Linked DNA regions of Mus musculus: region 1 is linked to region 2. Evidence: chromatin loops called from intact Hi-C (ENCODE). Cell type or tissue: left cerebral cortex. All regions are shown on one strand. Each heading gives the region's core, and the rest is flanking DNA. Links, peaks and the distances in the headings are about the cores only.

Region 1 (9,939 bases), core at 2,778-7,777, 120 kb before region 2:
CTATAAGTAACCTGTTAGCTAAACACCATCCCAAGGCTCAGTGGCGCACAGCCACAGTCCCTCCGAGGAGATAGCTGGGCTTGACTGGCGAGACAGCTGGTCCTGACCAGGGGTGGGAGTCCCGCCGGGGGTGTACCTGTGCAGCGGGAGCAGCTGGCAGTCACAGTGGAAAGGATTACCGCTGAGGTCGACCAGCTCCAGCCCGCTGAGCCCCAGCGGGGCAGGCAGGGACTGAAGTTGATTCTTGTGCAGGTACAAGCTCCGCAGCCCTTTTCCCAGGCCTGAGAAGGCCCTGGGAGAAATCTGCAAGGAAGAGCCCAGTCCTGTGGTGAGCCTCCACCGCAGGGTTGGGCTGTGCCAGGAGAGAGATGGAAGGCCCAAGGTGGTCTACGGTGGAGGGGTAGTCCGGAGGTTAGAACCCAGGTTGATCTTATTCCAAGTCACACAATGCCCAGGTTCTTTCAGTTAGGCCGGAACCCCACCCTTATGACGGCCAAGACTCTTAAGAGCAGGTAACTGCTCAGACTCAAGTTCTCCCATGCCTCTAGCTGCACCTGAACTCCTTAAGGGCTGAGGGGGACGTTTGGATTATCTTAGCGTTCTCATGCCCTGCCTTAAATGCTTGCCGAAGGAATGCCTCCTAGGGACGCGTGCTTGCTGCCTGCACATCAGCCAGCACCCACCTGCTCCAGGTCACTGCTATTCAGGAAGAGCTGCTGCAGCGACCGCCCCACGGGCTGAAAGGCGCCGTCTGGAAGAGCCCGGAGCGGGTTCCCCGAGAGCTGCAGCTCCTTGAGCGCCGGCAGCCCCTCCAAGGCTCCAGTCGGCACCTCTCGCAGCCGGTTTCTGTCGAGGTGCAGCTTCTCCAGCTCCCGCGCTGGACCGAGCGCCCCGGGTGAAACCTGGGTGATGTGATTGCCACTCAGGTAAAGGCAGCGCAAAGCCCGCGCTCCTGCCAGATCCCCGGGCGCCAGGCGGTCCACCGCGTTGTCCTGGAGGTGTAGCGAGACAAGGGTGGGTAGGGCCCGCAGAGCGGTCCCCGGGATCCTCAGGAAGCGGTTGTGCTCCAGGTACAGGTAGCCCAGGTTGGGGGCCCCTTCGAGGGCGGCGGCGCTCAGGCCCGAGAGCTGGTTGTGGGAGAGGTAGAGATAGAGCAGGCGGTCCAGGCCGGCCAAGGCGCCGGGCTCCAGCTCCGCGACGCCGCAGTGCTGCAGGTGCAGCGACACCAAGTGGCGCAAGCCCGGGAAGGCCGCGCGGGGCACCGAGGGGAAGTGGTTGCGCCTCAGGTCCAGGAGCTGGGTGTCGTTGGGGAAGCCGCGGGGCACGGCCTGCAGGCCGCGGCCGTCGCAAGTGCTGTGCCGGGTCTCGGCGACGCACGCGCAGGCTGGAGGGCAGGGCGTGGCCCACGCGGCCTCTCCGTGCGGGGAGCGAAGAGGAGGAGCGCGGGGACCGGCCGGCCGGTCCTCGTCCTCGTCCCCATCCCCGTCCCCCGCCGCCGCGTCGCCCGGGCAGCGCAGGTCAGAGGGCCGCAGCGTATCCAGGGCCTCGCCTCGCAGGCGCCGCGGGCCCCGGCACGCGCCATCCGAGCGCACCCGAGCGCGCACCAGCCACTCGAGCAGGGGCCGTGCGTGGCAGGCGCACCACAGCGGGTTGCCCTGCAGCCGCAGGCGGCGCAGCTGGCCGGGGACCTGTAGCGGGGGCAGGGTGGTGAGCTGGTTCCCGCGGAGGTCGAGGGTGTGCAGGCGCGGGCAGTGGGCGAAGGCCCGGGGCCCCAGGGCCTGCAGGGACCCGTGGTCCAGTGCGAGCTCCCGCAGGCCGGGCAGCGCCAGGCCGTCCTCCTCTCCCGTGTAGGTGAGCGGGTTGTGACCCAGCTCCAGCCGCGCCAGGCTGCGGGCCTGGGACAGGGCGGCCCCGGGCAGGGCCTGCAGCTCGTTGTGGTGCAGGCTGAGACGGCGCAGCGCCGGCAGGCCGGCCAGAGCCTCGGGGGCCAGGACGCTGAGCGCATTGTGAGACAGCTGCAGCCAGCGGGTGCGCAGCAGCCCCTGGAAGGCCATGGCGGGCAGGTAGACCAGGGCGTTGTGGGCCAAGTTGAGAGTGGTCAGCGAGCCCAGGGCGCCGAAGGTCCCCGGGCGCAGCTCCTCCAACATGTTCCCCTCCAGCTCCAGGCGCCTCAGCGAGCCCAGCCCGTCCAGCGCCTCCTGGGGCAGGGTGCTCAGGCGGTTGGAAGCCAGGTTGAGGAGGAGCAGGCGACCCAGGCCACGGAAGGCACCCTCGGCCACCATCTCCACCTGACAGTTCCGCAGGTCCAGATGCGTGAGGTGGGGCAGGTCCTGGAAGGCCGCTGCAGGGAGGACCTTCAGTATATTGCCCTGGAGGTCCAGCCTCTGGGTCAGCTGGGGACAGGAGAGGGGAAGGGAGAATGAGCCACATGGGCACTCGAGCCTTGGCCTCTCCCCATCATCTTTCCGAGTCTCTTTAGCCACAGAGCAGCCCTTACTGTGATCCGTTTCTTCTTGCCTTACTTACCCATTAGTTCATAACACCACCGGGCAAAAAAGTTTCTTATCCAGACACCCCCCGCCCCAGTTCACCCCAGGACCTGACACAAATACATTATTATTTGCAGGTCATCTAGGTATCTCAGCCACACGAAAAGGATTTTAAATAAATTATACTGCTATTGGCTTGTTTAGTTTATTTTTGTTGTTGCTATTTGTTGTAAACCTGGGTCTGGTTAGCTTGGACCTCACTCTGTAGACCAGGCTGGTCTTGAACTCAGAGACCTGCCTGCCTCTGCCTCCTGAGTCCTGGGGTTAAAGGTGTGTGTGTCATTGGATTTGGCCCTCACTGGTTATTTTTCTTCCCATTCAGACCTAGATAACCCAGGCTCAAGAAGCAGGAACCAGCCAGCCAGTGGTAGAGCCATTGGTGTAGCCCAGGCTCCTGCCACTCTTTCTTGCCACACTGCCAACCCATGCCAGGATTTTCCCTCTCCTGACCTCAGGGATGGTGTTTGGCACCTCGGTGAGGTTCTGGTGCCGGCAGGTAACATGCCGTCTTGAGTTGTCGCAGACACAGGTCTGTGGGCATCGCTGGGCAGCTACGTGCCAGGCTGGGCTCTGGAGCAACACCATGAACAGCAACAGCATAAAGACCCAGATGGAGCTCTGGGGCCTGGGAGAGAAGGGAGGAAGGGGCGGGGGAGAGAGAGAGACAGAGAGAAACAGACAGAGTGCTGCTGTCCATGGGGAACACCAATGCTAGTGGGCACTGAACCCCTGACCCAGGACAGCCCACTCCGGACTCAGGCCTTCATTCTCTGGGCACAGGAAAGTGCTACGGCTTGGTTCTCTTCCCTCACGTCATATGGGGGGAGGGAAGAGGAGCTTCTGTTATCAGCCCTGGTTTGGCAGCAGGAGGGAAGGCCCAGACCTAGCCCAGGTTTTAGGGTGGACTAGGAGGTCCAGATGCTGAAGAGCCTGAGAGATGCTGTCTCGGTAAAGCAGGCAGCCCAAGCCTCTGTGCCTGCTTCCCCTTTGTCCTCGTGTTACCTGAGTCCACACAGCTGACTGGCCTGTGACAGGGGAACTGAGGGCCTGAGTTATGTACTACGGGGGAGGTGGCAAGGTAGGTCTCATGTCTATTTATTGATGCACCCACCTACCTGTCCATCTCTCCACCTTGCAACTCCAGCCACTTGCCCATTTCTTCTTAGGGATGATTGTTGCCACCATGGCTCTCCTGGCCTCTTCCCACCCCTGTTCCACCCAACAGCCAGAGGGAATTTTCCAGAAACCTCCCTAGTGTCTCGCTGTCCCTGTGAGTGAAAAGTCCCAAATTCCTGGTGCCTCAAGAAGAATGTCTAGATTCTCCAACACACACCTTGAGTGGCACCACTGTTCAAACCGAGCAGCAGCGAATTCACTCAGCTCCCCCTGGTATATGCTTGGGTCGCAGGTAAGTTCTGAGCTGCCTTCCCTGATCCCACGGACCTCCCTGTAGTTGCTCCCAGGATTGTTACTGTCTGGCTTTGTCTCCTTTTAGTCCCAGAAGTCACCCCTTTCTCAGCGCTGACGGCCTTCTCTAGATTCTGGCTTGAGGGTCAGGGTAGGAAGGAGGCCTATTAGGCTGATAACTGAAGAGGAAAAAGGTTCAGGGCGAAGAGGACTGCCACAGATCCCACTTCATAAGGCTACAAAGCACTACCCCCACAGGATGCACAGGCACAGCTACCTCTGGGGTTGGTTTAGGGGCCACCTCTGGGGAACCTCAGGTACAGGAGGATCCCGTGGCTCCATAGCTGGCCTCTCAGAGGCACAAGCAGATAACTGACCCTCTCTAGCCATCTAGTTCTAACTCCCTGGGCCCCAAAACTCACCTCTCCATGCCGACTGGAACTGCCAGCCTTGTCTGGAGGCCCCACACAAGGGAAAGACCAGGGACAGTCCTTGCCTGGCCACCGGCAGTACCCACCCCCCTTTGCCCATGGGCTTGGCAGCCAGGACCGAGCTGAATGGGAAGCATTGTAAGCAGCCCAGCCGAGCTGGGGCTTCCCCAGCCTGTGGGCAGGGGGTGGGAGCAGAGGCTGGAGTTACAGGCTGCCATTGCAGCACAGGCTTAACAACGTGGCTCAGGCCTGAGTCCTTGGACTGGCCGGTGGGCATGGGTGGCGATGGAGATGGGGGGGGTGGTGTCTGGAGGAGCCTTTTGGTGGGTGAGCATCACTGGGCTCCTGTGGACTCCGCGCGACCCTAGGAAGAACTATTCAGCAACTGAAAGTTAAAAGCTAGCTCAGGAGGTTGCTGCAGGAGTTAAGGTAGGAGCCTGGAACCCAGGCACAGGGGAGCCCTTAACTCCTTCCTTTCCGTGAGCTTATGCACTCACACACACTGAAGCTGCTACACACACATAAATCTGTATCCTGCAACTATTCTCCTTCTCATGTGAACGTATTATTGAGGATATCCAAATTGGTGCCTAGCGTTATATCCACTTTCTAATGGATTATATGGTGTTTCATTCTATAAACAGACCTAAGGCGTAAACCAGGTGGTTGTGTACACCTTAGGAGATGGAACTAGAAGGGTTAAAGAACATACCAGACTTACCGGTTCATCTGAGATATTTTACATTTTTTTAGTTTTTTTTTTTTTTTAACTTTATATGTGAGTGGTCTATATGTGTAGAGTGCATTGAAGCATGGCTGGTACCCATAGAGACCAGAAGAGGGCGCCAGAGCCTCCAAAGTAGAATCACAGATATGTCAACCTCCATGTGAGGGATTTGAACCCAGGTCCTCTACAATGAGCCCCCTGTCTAGTCCTGTCTTAGATATTTTTACAGCTCCTCTTCTCCCCTCCCCTTTTTTCTGTTAGTGGAGTTAGAAATTCAAGGCCAGACTTTGGCTACATAGAAAGTTAAAGGCCAGCCTGGGATCACTGAAACCTTGTCCTGAAAATAAAAGGTAGCCGGGCGTGGTGGCACAGGCCTTTAATCCCAGCATTCGGGAGGCAGAGGCAGGCGGATTTCTGAGTTCGAGGCCAGCCTGGTCTACAAAGTGAGTTCCAGACAGCCAGGGCTACACAGAGAAACCCTGTCTCGGAAAAAAAAAAAAAAAGAAAGAAAAAGAAAAAGAAAAGGTGTATTTAAGCATGCATCTCTGGAGGATATATATGTATATATTTCAAAACTTCCAAGGCTGGATATGGTAGTACACACCTTTAGTTCCAGGAACTAACAACCAGACACAGCTACATAGTGTGACACTGTCTAAAAAACAAACCAACCCACAGACACTCTGCATCAAGAGACAGCACAGCTGGATCCCAGCAGACACTCACATACATTTCAGACCCGTGGTTCTGGTGCATGGCAGCTTTCAGTTTTCAGTGTTGTGTAATCCTGGTGTTGTGTAATCCTGGGTGGATTCAAAGTTGCTATGCATCTGAGATGGCTCTTGTCTCTGGCTCCAGCTTTGAAGTGCTGGGACAAAAGGTATGTGCCATCACCACTGAGATACGTAGTTGGTTGGTTGGTTTATTTATTTATTTAGGTTTTTGAGACAGGGTTTCTCTGTATAGCCTTGGCTGTCCTGGAACTCACTCTGTAGACCAGGCTGGTCTTGAACTCAGAAATCTGCCTGTCTCTGCCTCCCAAGTGCTGGGATTAAGGGCGTGCGCCACCACTGCCCAGCATGCCTGGGTGTATTTTAAGAATGTCTCACATAGCCCAGGCTAGCCTTCAATACACTGTAGCCAAGGAGTACTCAGAACACAAGATCCTCATCCTTTGACTCACAACGACTGGGATAAAAGGTGTATGCCTATCTCAAGGCCAGGGGGCAGGGATGTAAAAAACTAAGCCTTTCCTATTGCTACAAAATATCCAATGTATGGATGAATATACCACAAACATACTAAATGTAAGTGAGCTTAACTACTCATCTCCTCCACCTCCGTTTTATATCCAACGGAAGTCCCGTCGGCTCTGTGGCAGAGGACCTCCCTTGTATGAGCGGCTTTGCTTTGTTCAGCTTAGTCCTCTGGCGGATGCGACACTGGGTTGCTTCTACCTCTTGATTCTAGCCTGAGAATAGATCTAAAGAACTAGTGCACAGTGTTCATTTGTATCTTTGCTTTCATTTCTATGGAGTATAAGCCGGTAGTACAGCTGTTGATGAAGGGCAATCCTACGGCAATTCATTAGAATAGCTTAAAATTCATTTCTCTTGAAAAGTACGTGTGCTCTCTGGTCCAAACAATGAGTGCCATTCCATTCTTCTCTCTTCCGCTTCCTCCTCCTCCTCTTCTCCTTCTTCCTCTTCTTCCTCTTCTTCCTCCTCTTCCTTTTTTTCCTCCTCCTCCTCCTCTTCTCCTCCTTCCTCCTCCTCCTCTCTTTTCAGATGGCATCTCTATTTCATAAGCTGGCTTTAAATTCCAGAGCTCAAATCCAGGCAGTGATAGATAGCACACACCTTTACCACAGTACTCAGGAGGCAGAGACAGGAGGGTCTCTGAGTTCAAGGCCAAGCCTGGTCTACAGAGTACTACAGGGCTACACAGAGAAACCCTATTTCAAAATTATGTGTGTGGGTATGTGCATGAATGTAGGTACCCAGGGAGTTCAGAAGAGGGCACTGGATTCTCTGGAGCTAGAGTTACAGGAAGTTGTGAGTTACCTGACATGGGTGCTAGTAATGGAACTCAGGTCCTCTGTTAGAGCAGTATGCGCTTTTATTTTCTGTTTGAGAAAGGGTTTCTTCTTTGTGTAGCCCTGGCTGTCCTGGATTCACTTTGTAGACCAGGCTGGCCTTGAACTGGATATCTGCCTCCCAAAGTGTGGGGATTAAAGGTATGCACCACTTGTAAGTGGACATCTTTGTCTTGTAAAGTTTTGCCTCCTGCCCCCCCACCCCCCAGATGAAATCTTACTCTGAACACTGCAGTCTAGGCTGTTCTCAAACTCACAGCAATCTTTCTGCCTCACTCCCCAACCATGTGGATCACCACACCCAAGCAGTTCCGTTTTCTCCTTTAGGGTGTGAGCTGTGGGCCTTCTCTGGCTTTTACAACAGTAAGGTAATTTCATACCTTTCCTCGCTTGAGTATATGCAGATCAAGTGCATTCATGCAGCCATGGAGGGCAGAAGAGTGAGTTGAACCCTCTGAAATTTGACTTAAAGGCTATTGTGAGCTCCTAGGTGGGTTCTGAACCTATGCCCTCTGCAAGAGCAGTATCTATGCTTAACTTCTGAGCCCTCTCCCTAGCCCCAAATCATGTTTTTGTTTTGTTGTAAGGTTTTGAGCTGTAGGAGGCACAGAGATTTCACAGATCAGCATTAGAACAACTCTTGGGTTGTTCCTTCAAAGGAAAGGATGCTTAACCTTTTACCCACCCAGAAGGCTGGTTAATAGCCGGGTGACCTTTACACTTATCTGTGTGGCCAAGATCACGTGGGATCCTCCCCCAGACCGGTGTGAGCTTGTTTTTCTCAGCCTCTAGAACCGATCTTCTGAACGTGTCCGTGTACTTTACAGATTGTTGTCATTAAGTGTGCCTAAAATAAACTCCCCCAAAGTTTGAATCGATAGCTACTTGGTTGTGTTGAAGCAAACTGCCTTCTTGCCTCTTGCAGATTGTTCCTCTGCGGAATGGCCACAGGGGCGCTGGGAACTGAACTCGGCTTCTCTGTAAGGGTAACAAGTGTGGCTATTAACCATTTAGCCATCTCTCCAAAAGTGCATTTTTTTAAAAAATAGTTTTCAAGACCTGGTTTCTTTGTGAAGCCCTAACTGCCCTGAGTGTCCTGGAACTCTCTCTGTAGACCAGGCTGGCCTTGAACTCTCAGATCCACCTGCTTCTGTATCCTGAGTGCTGGGATTAAAGGTGTGAGCTAGCATAGCTAGGTTCATACATACATATATATATATATGTATATATATTTAGATTTATTTATTCATTATATGTAAGTACACTGTAGCTGTCTTCAGACACTCGAGAAGAGTGAGTCAGATCTCGTTATGGATGGTTGTGAGCCATCGTGTGGTTGCTGGGATTTGAACTCAGTACCTTTGGAAGAGTTAAGAGTCAGTGCTCTTAAATGCTAAGCCATCTCTCCAGCCCATATGTTTTTTTAAATTTTACATGTTTTTTAAAGATTTATTTATTATGTATACAATGTTCTGCCTGCATGTATGCCTACGCACCAGAAGAGGGCACCAGACCTCATTATAGATGGTTGTGAGCCACCACGTGGTTGCTGGGAATTGAACTCAGGACCTTTGGAAAAGCAGCCAGTGCTCTTAACCCCTGAGCCATCTCTCCAGCCCTGTTTTTTTTTTTTTTAAGATTTATTTTATGTATGAGTATACCATTGCTGTCTTCAGACACACCAGAAGAGGGCACTAGATTCCATTACAGATGGTTGTGAGCCACCATGTGTTTGCTGGGAATTAAACTCAGAACCTCTAGAAGAGCAGTCAGTGCTCTTAATCACTGAGCCATCTCTCTAGCCCTCCCATCTTTTTTTTTTTTTTTAAGTATTTTTATGGATGAATACACTGTAGCTGTCTTCTCAGACACAGCATTAGAGGGCATCAGATATTATTATAGATGGTTGTAAGCCACCATGTGGTTGCTGGGATTTGAACTCAGGATCTTCAGAAGAGCAGTCAGTGCTCTTAACGCCCCCCGCCCCCCATATTCCTATATGCAATCTGTTACCTTTTTATTTGAAAGTAGGTGTACCTGTGTGCTATAGTCCATGAATGCTGACTACCTCAGAGGCCAGATATTAGATCCTTTGATCTTCTGGAGCTACCATGTGTGGGTGCTGGGAACTGAACTCAGGGCCCTCTGCAAGAGCAGTATATAAACTTAACCATCTTTTAGTCCTTGTTTTGTTTTTTAGTCTTAAAGGCCGCCCTGCCTGGCCTGGAGTTGAACCATGCAAACCAGGCTAGGCTGGCCGTGAGCCTAGGCAAGCTTCCTGCCTTCCACATGTGCCTTTGAGACAAAATATCACCATGTAGCTCGGTACCAGCTTTTCTTCTTTAGCTTTATGTACTTTTAAGTGTATGAATGTTTCGCATGCATGGGTACCCGTGCAACATGTGTGTGCCTGGTCGCTGCAGAGGTCAAAGGGCTTCGGATCCCCTAGGACTAGAATTGTGAAATGCCATGCGGGTGCCCAGAAACACACCGGATCCTTTGTGGGAACAGCAAATGCTTTGAACCACTGAGCCTACACTGCAGCCCTGACTTCAAACCTCAGCTGTTTCTGCTCCAGCTTTGTGGTTATTAGAATGCTGTGAACTATCCTGCATCTCCAAGCCTTACCTTGGTCATACTCTATGATCCTTCCAGCTTTTATTTTTTGAGTTTTTGAGATAGGGTCTCATGTAGCCCAGAACTCAATATGCAACTGAGAGAACTTTGTAA
Region 2 (9,939 bases), core at 1,566-6,565:
CAGTTTGCAAAGAAGCACTAGAGGGAATATGCCTGTCATGCTCCTTCGGGAACATCCACCTTTTGATTATCCAGGGGAAACTCAAGTGTCTCTAGACAAGAGACTCAAAGCTACATCAGTTTCTGAAGCCTAGGCCTGTTACCTTCCTGCATCCTAGTCACCTGCTTAGGTAAGCTGTTCCAGGTTGGTGGTCCATCATCCATTTGTGGGGACTATTGCTCAAAAGAGAGGGGGAGGGTAAGGACAGGGGAAAGAGGGGGAAGGAGATGGAGAGAGAGTAAGAGCAGGAGTGAGAATCTTCACTTCTCCCATGTGTCATCTTCCTTATAGACAGGCAAGATGTGCTCTTACCTTATCAGTCCTCCTCTGCCACACTAGGAATTGTTCTCCTTCTCAACAGTATAAGAGTTAGCCATGAAAATGTACATTTCAGTCTAGTCTAGACAGTTCCTCTAGAACCAAATCACATGGAGATTTCTACTTCTTTTAAAAAAATATTATGTTACATTTGTGTGTGCAAGAGGAATTATTGTGTTCATGGAGGTCTGAAGACAATTTTTGATTTAGTCCCTCCTGCCATCACATGGTATGCAGAGATTGAACTCTGGTTGTCAGACTTGGCAGCAATCACCTTTACCCCATGAGCCATCTTGCTCATCCAGCTTTTCTTTTCTAGAGTTTCATATGTTGCTTCATTTTCTTGGAGTCACTCTTTCAGATTTACTGCTAAAAACCTCTAGGCCAGTTTCTCCTAAAGAGATCCTAGATACATAAGATTCCTCCTGACAGGTCTGCAACGCCTGGGTTTCCTGTGCAGTTTCCTTTCTCCACACTGGATTTATATCCATCAATTTTGATTAAATTAGGAAAGATATTTGCATGGGAACACCGTAGGCTACATCCTGCTTTCTCCCCATTTGACAAAAAGGAGAACAGACTGGAGAAATGGAACAATGGGCTAGAGGATTCAGGTTCAGAAAACGATCAACATCACAAAATCTTGTATTTTAGATTCACAGTCCATCACTCTATTCCTAAGGCTACCCAACGTCCTTTAGCCGCTTCCTTTGGGCTTACTCAGCTAAATTTCTTTTTCCTCAGGTCCTAACACAATCCATGCGCTTCTAGCTGTCTATTGTGGTGTTCTGTAACTACCGCATGAACCACAGGCTGCCTTTCCGCCAGACTCAGCTCCTCCTTCCGAGGCAGGGAGCCATGGGAGGGACGGAGGGACAGAGTATAAACAAGCCAAGTCCCTGCCCCTCTGGGAGCTTAATCCCTGAGCGTCTAGTATTGTCTGGGCTTGAAGCCGAGTATGACTTGTACTGCAAAGAGGTACAAAGTTCTGCGAGCCATCTTGAAGGTTTGCACACCCCTTCACGGCTCACAGGTTTCCTAAGGAACCCAGAAACTATGTTTTGTTTTGCTTTTGACTCTAGTTCAATGTTGAATTTTTAAGACTGAGGAAATGGGCTCCCGTGGAGCAACTGGATAATTCCCAAGGTCACAAGCGAGCAGCTAGTAGTACGGAAGTCTGTCCGGACCCTGGTTCGTGGATAGGTTTCAAGAATGCGCTCTCCGTACTAGTGTTTATTCTGCAACCACGCCCGCTCCCAATCCCTAAATCAGTGGGCAACCTGACACCCGCTGAAGCAGCGGAGCTTGGGACCCGCCTGCCCTCCGCTAACCTCGCGCGGAGCGTGGGAGGAGCGCTGGCTGGCTACCCACGTCCCAGTCCCCTTACCCCCGGGCAGAGTCCGCCAAACAACACAACAGGCCAGTCCTGGCTAGGCCTAGGCCAGAGCCAGCCCCGCCCCTCTCCGCCCCTCTCCGCCCCTCCGCGCCGCAGCCGCACGTGCAGAGCCTCGTGCAATCGCGCCGGCCCCGCCCTCTTGCCCCATTGGCTGCCGCGAGCCTTTCCCTCACTGCCCCGCCCCGCGAGGCTCCGCATCTGCTGCCGCTCCACGTGACCCTCGGGGCTGGGCCGTCGCGCCCCGCTCCGCCTTCCTCTGAGGTGGCTTCTCCGAGGGAAGGAGAAAAAGGAGGCTGCGATGAGGTGGGAGGAAACCTGTAGTCACGAAAGTGGTGGCGAAAGGGACGCGACTGACCAAAAAAGAACAGGGGGGCTCCGCAGAAGGGCCCGACGCTCCCGGGCAGGCGGAGCGATACTCCTCACCTGGCCCAGCACGTGTCTACATCGTTTGGTTCTCACAGCCAATCCTAGCCTGAAGAGCTGTGCCCGCCCTTACGCAGCGCGCACCAATCGGAAGCCACGCTATGGGACCGCTGGCCTGGCCTTATGAATAATGAATGAGACGGAACCAGTCCGCGGGAGGGGTGCGGATGGAGAGAGGTGGGGGTGCAGTAGCGCGTCTGCGCAGTGCTGCCCGTGTCAGCAGCTGCGGCGGGTCGAGCCGCTCCGGCCCGTCTCGGGGTGCGGGCGGGGGAGGCGAGGCGCACGAGTGGGGCGCAGGGCACGATGTCCGACGCGGGCGGCGGGAAGAAGCCGCCTGTGGAGCCTCAGGCGGGGCCGGGCCCGGGGCGTGCAGCTGGAGAACGGGGCCTGTCGGGCTCCTTCCCTCTGGTCCTGAAGAAGCTGATGGAGAACCCCCCGCGCGAGACGCGCCTCGGTGAGGGGGGGGGGCTCGCGCGTGTCTGGGGGCGGGGTTTCTGTAAAGGCGGGGCCTTGTGGGGGCGGGCCGGCCCGGGCCGGGTCAGAGGTCAGGGTGAAGCGGTCCAGTGGTGTGGTGTTTATGCGGGCCCGGGCATGACTAGGGGCCTGCTGGACTAGGCCTCTAGCCCAGAGAGAAAGTCAGGGGGTGATCTGGAAAGGACAAGTCAACAGAACTTTGCAAGGAAGCCGCCACTTAGAGGGGGCTCCAGTGGGGCCGCCTGCATCCAAATCCTGAGGATACTGCTTGCCTTCAAATGCGGGTTCCTGGACCTCACCTAGTCTGCGGATCTTGAGACAGAGCGTGTATTTTAAGAAACACTCCACTGCACCCTCGTGGGTGCAGAGTTCACCACCAAAGTTTGAGAGGCCCTGATCAGTATAGCAGATGGCCTTTGTATGTCTTTGGTCCGTCCTGGAGGAAGACGATTCCTCCTCTCTACGAGTGGACAGTGAGCAGGTCCACGGTGGTGCTTTACTGGAAATGCATCCCTGGGAGGTGTGGATGGAGGAGGCAATTTGAGATGAGGGTCGGTAGTGTCTCCCAGTTGTTTTTAAATCAAAGCCTGGTTTAAAAAAAAATTAAGGGAATGAAGGCTGGGCAAAGTAGGGCTGTGATGAGGGTTAGAATGTGGCCACTCAGGTCCTTCTCCTGGTTGATTGTTGGGAATCACAATAGCAGGACCGGGCTTCATCGAATTGCCCAGGCCACAAGAGTCCCTGGGGCCTGGTGTGGAAAGCAGACTTGGCCTGGGTATTTGGCCTGGAAGAGCAGCAGGACTGCCACCTATTGTGGGGTTTTAGGTCCATTGATGTGTGCTTTCAGTCTGAGATCTTCAGATTTCCAAGAGCTCAGCTTAATTAGGGTATCTGGGAAGGACTTGGCTGTTTGTGGATTGCTTGTATCAGGGATCTCATTTCCCTTTCTAAAATGCTGTTGTTTCTTTCCTTGGGTGTGTTCTGGGGCTGCTGTGCTTATGGTTGTCCCTGTTACGTTATAAATAGCTTCTGCTCATCAGGTGAGGCTAGATTCTCTCCTCCTGCCTCAGGACCTCATGTGCACAAACGCTTTTGTTTGTATGAAGGTGATGACTCCATCCAGATCTGAGTGTAAGACAAACTGCAAGGGCTGGTGCTCACATCTGGCAGCTCTTGCCTAAGCTCACCAGAGAGGACCAGGCCATACTGGGGTTTTGCTTTGCATTTGCCCACACTCACAAAGCATTTTGACATAGTCTTATCTTGTTTGGGTTACTACCTCTCCACTTCTAGGTGAGGAAAGTTGAGACTCCTGAGAGGCATAGATGGTTTCTCAAGGTCACATGGGTGGGCCTTCTGGCTCTTGGTTTGGTGTTCTTTCTGTTGTATGAAACTGACAAACCACTGGTGTCAGTCCCTGTGATTTAAGTCCTGGACACGTCGGTCATTTACCTTTTGAAATTAATTTAAAACTTGACCTTACAAACACTGGATTGTGATAGCCTGACTGATTGTAGTGGTGCTTGTTTGCAATCTCAGCACTGGAGAGGTAGAGGCAGGGGGACCACTAGTTCAAGGTCATCCTCTGATGCACATCAAGTTTGAAGTCACCCCGGATTTCATGACCCTATCTCAGAAAATCAGGAAAAAAAATGTTTTAATTGCTTTAGTCAGGCAAAATGAGGAACTTCCTGTTGCTTGTCCTTCTGTCAAGCTGCTTTTTATCTCCTTGCTTCTCTTACCTCTTTTGATCCCAAGTGACCCCACCCGACTGGTCCAGTCGTTTCTGAACAGAATGTGGACTCAGAGAGACCATCTGGCCCACCCAGCCCATAGGCTGGGAGTTTTGTTGCCTCCCAGTTGTTTTTAAATCAAAGCCTGGTTTTAAAAAATTAAATTAAAAAGGCAGCCATAAGAATTGATGTTAAATCATATTACAAGCTATGAGCAAGTTGTGCTTATGAGAATCTCCAACTCACGGGGTCTGGTCATTGTTCTTGGACTAATGGCTCCCTTTTGGCTGTCTGCTCTTGGGACCCAAGCATGGCTGGTTTTCCTCCAACATAATAATATTTGATGTGTCTCTCTTTTTTTTTTTACTTCTAAATCCAGGGTTCAAAGTTGTCTCCTTCAATTTTGAAAACCTATTATGAACGTGTCATGATCATCTCCCACTTCTCTGATGAGCCTCTTTCTCACTCTGATTGCCTTCTTGTCTTGTCACATTTCTCTGTATTTTTTTTTCTTAATTGCCCCCTCTTGGATATCCATGCGCATAACCTTTTGACTAAGACATGGGGGATTTGGTCTTCACTAATTGATTAGCTTTGCTTTGAATAGAAGCAGTCTTTCTTCTTCAGCTCCTCCCTTCTCCCTCCTCCCAGGAAACCTGCCCCCAGTCTTTTCTGCTTACTCAGGGATAAAGCCTTCTGAACTGAGCTCTGAGAAGAGCTCCAGAGCCTCTCATTGCAGTCACCTGAAGCCAATTTGTCTGAAAGTCCAGTGTTCTCCAGGCATTGCACAGGCTCCCACAGCCATTGCTTAGCCTCTTTGTTGGCCTCTGAAATCTGGAACTGAATGCAACACAGTCCGTGCCCTCAGTGAGCTCATAGCAATAACGAATGTGTACTGTGTACATGCACTTGGTAATAGTCATTTTCACATGCTGTCTCTGTTCTTCACAAAATAGGCGACAGTGAAACACACTCAGGTTAAGTAACATGGATCTGGTCACATGTCCCACAGCTAGTGGGTAGCAGCCCTGGGTTGCTATGGAGAAACCTAACTGCAGGGGAAAGGACGGGGGAACCTAGAAGTTATTGGCTTGGGGATCTCAGCCCTTTCCATACTAAGATATCAGTAAAGGTCAGAAGCATCACTTCCTTCCTCCTAGCCTCTCCTATAGATGCCTGCCCACAGTCTATTTTGTATTAACTCTGGGACCTCCTCATGCCTCAGAATATGCAGCTAGCATTTCACAAAGGCCAGACACAGAAGAGAATGTAGTACCACTCCCCAAGGAGACCAGCCTGCTTAGTTCATCAGGGTGCAGTGAGAAGACAGGATGTGTTCTTGAAACATATATGTAGGGTTTGGATGGAAACAGGCCTCTGAGGAAGATGGGTCTTCTCCAAGGCTCACTGACGCCATCATGGGATAAGTTACTCTCTTGTGTAGTGTCTCATCATAGATTTTGTTTGCAGATAAGGAAAAGGGGAAGGAAAAGCTGGAGGAAGACGAGTCAGCAGCAGCCAGTACCATGGCCGTCTCTGCCTCCCTCATGCCACCCATCTGGGACAAGACCATCCCCTACGATGGCGAGTCCTTCCACCTCGAGTACATGGACCTGGATGAGTTCCTGCTGGAGAACGGCATCCCTGCCAGCCCCACCCACCTGGCACAGAACCTGCTGCTGCCTGTGGCAGAGCTTGAAGGAAAGGAGTCTGCCAGCTCTTCCACGGCATCGCCACCATCTTCCTCTACTGCCATCTTTCAGCCCTCGGAAACCGTGTCCAGCACAGGTTGGTGACACGACTCTGGGAAGGCCCACCTGTCTCAGCTAAGGTGCCCACTTCCACCTGAGTCCCACTGTCCACTCTCTTGTGTGCCCCTTTTCTGAAGCAGGCCTGGTGGGCTGCAGACTAGAGGAACCCTTGAGTACTGTCTGTAAGGCTGGGATAAAACAGTCACCATGGCAGCAGTCTTCCTTTGCTGGGGCACTGCTGAGGATGCGGAGTGAGTGCCCAGGCGTAGCTCTGCTGGAGGAGTCCTATTTTCATTTGATGCTGTATTTTGGCCACAGATTCTTGGGAGGTTTAGGCAACACTACTAAACAGCACTGTTACTGTCATCCTGACTGTACGCTAACACTTACTTAGGACTAAGTCTATTTCCAGCTTTAACAAAAAGCCATCAATACAATCTTACAAGATTAGATGAGGACACTGAGGCACAGAGAAGGAAGAAACTCGCCCAAGTCACCCAGCTGAAAGGTATTGATGTAGCATTTGAACCCAAGACACTCATCTGCACAGGCAGGTACTGCTCAGGCACTAGCACAAATGATATTCCCACTGCTTTAAAACAAAACAAAAACAAAATCCTTCAGGATCTAAAGACTGTTTTGGCTTGGAGGTTGTTTTTTGTTTGTTTGGTTGGTTGGTTGGTTGGCTTTGGTTTTGGTTGATTTGCTTTCATATCTGAACATAAACCCACTGGGGAAGGTTTGTCTCCCTGTCCAGAAGCCATGCAGAGTTTCTGTAGTCTTCGAGACACGATGGCAGGTACCTTCCGGGACCCACACCACAAAGCTCTCATGGTAGGTTTCTGTTTTAACTTTTCAAAAGGGAAAGTTTTCAAATAAAATATAGAAAGTAAGAAGTTGGAGTGTATATCACTGTTAGAGCATTTTACTGTGTATCTGAAATATCCTTTTAGATTTATTATTTTTAATTATGGGGGCTAACACATGGATGCTGGGAACTGAACTCAGGTTTACTGCAAAAGCAGCACATGGTTTTAGCCACTGTATCTCTGCAGCCCCAATACATCTGTAATCCTTATTACACAGAAGGCTGAGGCAGGAGGATCACAAGTTCAATAATTCAGTGGCTGGGGGCTTGTTTAGCAGGCACAGAACCTTGGGTTCTAGACTGGAAAGATGGCTCTGCACTTAAGAGTGTTGGTTGCTCTTCCAGAAGACCCGGGTTTGGATTCCCAGCACATACATGGTGGCTTACAACTATCTGTAACTATCTAGTCCCAGGGCATCTAACACCCACTTCTGGCCCCTTTGGGTAACAGGTATGCATGTGGTATACAGACAGACATGCATAGATACAAAATAAATATTTTTTAAAAGCCTTGCTTGGGTTTCTTTCTCAGCACTGCAAAATAAATTTTAATTAAATAAAAATTAAAGACAAAGGAAATGATTTGGAGAAATGGCTCAGCCATTAAGATCATTTAGTGTTCCTATAGAGGACCTGAGTTTGGTTCCCAACACCCACATTGTATCTCACAACCATTTATAACACCAGTTCCAAAGGATTCAACAGTCATGCACGTGGTGTATGCACATGCATGGAAATAGAACATTCATACACATGAAGTAAATAAACGGAAAGAAAAAACAGACATGGCTTAGTAGTAAGTCAGTAAATCAGTAGACAGTTCAGACCCCTAACACCTGTGGGTGTGGCACTGCGGCGGCCAGACACTTCGGGCAGCCAGGCTGTAGAGACAACTCAGGCTCTGTGAGAGACCCTATCTCAAAAAAGAAGGAAGAGTGAACTGGCAAGATGGCTCAGCAGAAAAAGGAATTTTCCATGAAGTTTGATGGGGTGGTGGGACTCAATTTTGGGTCCACTGTATGTATAGTAAGGACAGCTGAGCCCCAGGACCCACACAGTGGGAGGAGATAAACAGCTCTTGTAAGTTGTCCTCTGGCCTTCAAACATGCTGCATGATAATGTGTGCAGATGCACACACCTAGAAAAAAAAACGAGTGAAAGGTTAAAAAAGGTAGAGTGATTGAGAAAGATGCCCAGCATTAAACTCTGGCCCTGACATGGACACACACTCGTGTAGACACATTAAAGAATGTTTAAACACTTTACATGTAGAATTGATAGTACATCACAGAGACCTGCCTGCCTCTGTCCCCAAGAACTGGTAATAAAGGCATGTGGCACCATACTCAGTCCATATCAGTGTACAGCTCAGTGGATCCTCACAGGGTGAACCACCCACGTCAGTACTGTCCAAATCAGGATGCAGAACTGTGTTGGTATCCATGATGTGCCTGTGACTCTGGGCAGTTAGCTTCTCAAAGGCAATCCCGGTTTTTATCACCATAGATTACATTTGTTAATAGCTGAGCTTCTTATCAATACAACTGTCCTCTGTTTTGTTTTTAAATACTACAAGTGGGTTCTCAGTACTCAGGAAGCAGTGAGAGAAGATTGTCACAACTTAAGGCCAGCCTGGTTTATAAAATGAGCTCTAGGCCAGCCTGAACTACTAGACTGAATTCTAGGACAGCCGTCAGAGACCTGATCAGCAAGGGTCAGGGTCACCAAGATGGCTTATCAGCAAGGATGCTTGCCATCAGGTCTGAAGACGTTATGGGAGAGAACTGACTTCTACAAATTATCCTCTGACCTCCATTCTTGTACAGTGGTATGTGCATGAGCGCTCACACACACATACACAAATAAATGTTCCAAGTGTGAGCAGAGGATGCAATGCAATAGTCAAGTGTTTCCCTTGTATTTTGGGGCTCCCAGGTTTAATTTCCAACACTATACATGTGCACACATAGTAATAATTATAATTGTAAATTCATTGCATCACTACCCTTTTATAACTTTATGTAGTTTTATAATATACATATAAATTATGTGGGCATTTTATTGTCTTAATGGTAACAAAACATGCTGGGCATGGTGGCACACACTTCAATTCCAGCACTTGGGAGGCAAAAAGCAGGCAGATCTCTGTGAGCTTGAGGCTATCCTGGTCTACAGAGTGAGTTTTAGGACATACAGAGCTACACAATAGTGAGAACTTGTCTCAGAAACTAAAATAGTTTCACAGAACATACTTAATAGAAAGCTGGGTATGTTGACTAATACCTGTGATCCTAGTACTCACGAAACTAAGGCAGGAGGATAGCCATGAATTCAGTCCAGCCTGAGCTACATAGAAAGGTAGATACGAAACTAAAAGCCTTTATTTTTCTCACTCCCTTTGTAGAAAAGGCATCAGTAGTGTGTGTTTTGTGCCTGTCCTCCTTTATACAGTGTTTTGTGAAAGTCATGTCACTGTAGGGGAAGTTTGCCAGTCCCCATTGGTGACTAATGCCATGTGAGCACACTGCACACCACTGTGTAACCATTCTGCAGTTGAAGGACAGTGGAGCTCACTATGTGGTATAGTTGGAGGGTTTTTTTGTTTTGTTTTGTTTTGTTTTGTTTTGTTGTTGGTTTTTCGAGACAGGCTTTCTCTGTATAGCTCTGGCTGTCCTGGAATTCACTCTGTAGACCAGGCTGCCCTCGAACTCAGAAATCCGCCTGCCTCTGCCTCCCAAGTGCTGGGATTAAAGGCGTGCGCCACCACTGCCCTGGCTATAGTTGGAGGTTATTTTTTTTTATGTGAGTACATTGTCACTCTCTTCAGACACACCAGAAGAGGGCTTTGGATCTCATTACAGATGGTTGTGAGCCACCATGTGGTTGCTGGGAATTGAACTCAAGACCTCTGGAAGAGCAGTCAGTGCTCTTAACCGC

What was found. Peaks named below come from ENCODE experiments on the same cell type or tissue, not always from the same donor. Only the 100,000 strongest peaks of a DNase experiment are listed, where the experiment ranks them.
Region 1: a loop joins it to region 2, with 2.5 times the contacts of the local background. A loop is called at or near these places in 1 of 42 quality-filtered maps.

The regions. Positions count from the first base shown.
Region 1 is chr15:81,692,851-81,702,789 of GRCm38, forward strand. Chadl (chondroadherin-like) reads right to left here and starts at 4,437. Exons shown (of 6, transcript NM_001164320.1): 1 at 4,379-4,437; 2 at 3,000-3,174; 3 at 684-2,393; 4 at 137-303. The coding sequence starts at 4,386. In left cerebral cortex, for the core only: a CTCF peak has its summit at 5,226 (motif pointing right); DNase peaks (open chromatin) are centred at 4,510 and 5,240.
Region 2 is chr15:81,809,091-81,819,029 of GRCm38, forward strand. Tef (thyrotroph embryonic factor) reads left to right here and starts at 2,324. Exons shown (of 4, transcript NM_017376.3): 1 at 2,324-2,630; 2 at 5,854-6,171. The coding sequence starts at 2,480. In left cerebral cortex, for the core only: a CTCF peak has its summit at 3,477; DNase peaks (open chromatin) are centred at 1,899, 2,286, 3,504, 3,749 and 2 more places; H3K4me3 peaks cover 2,876 bases; H3K27ac peaks cover 4,613 bases.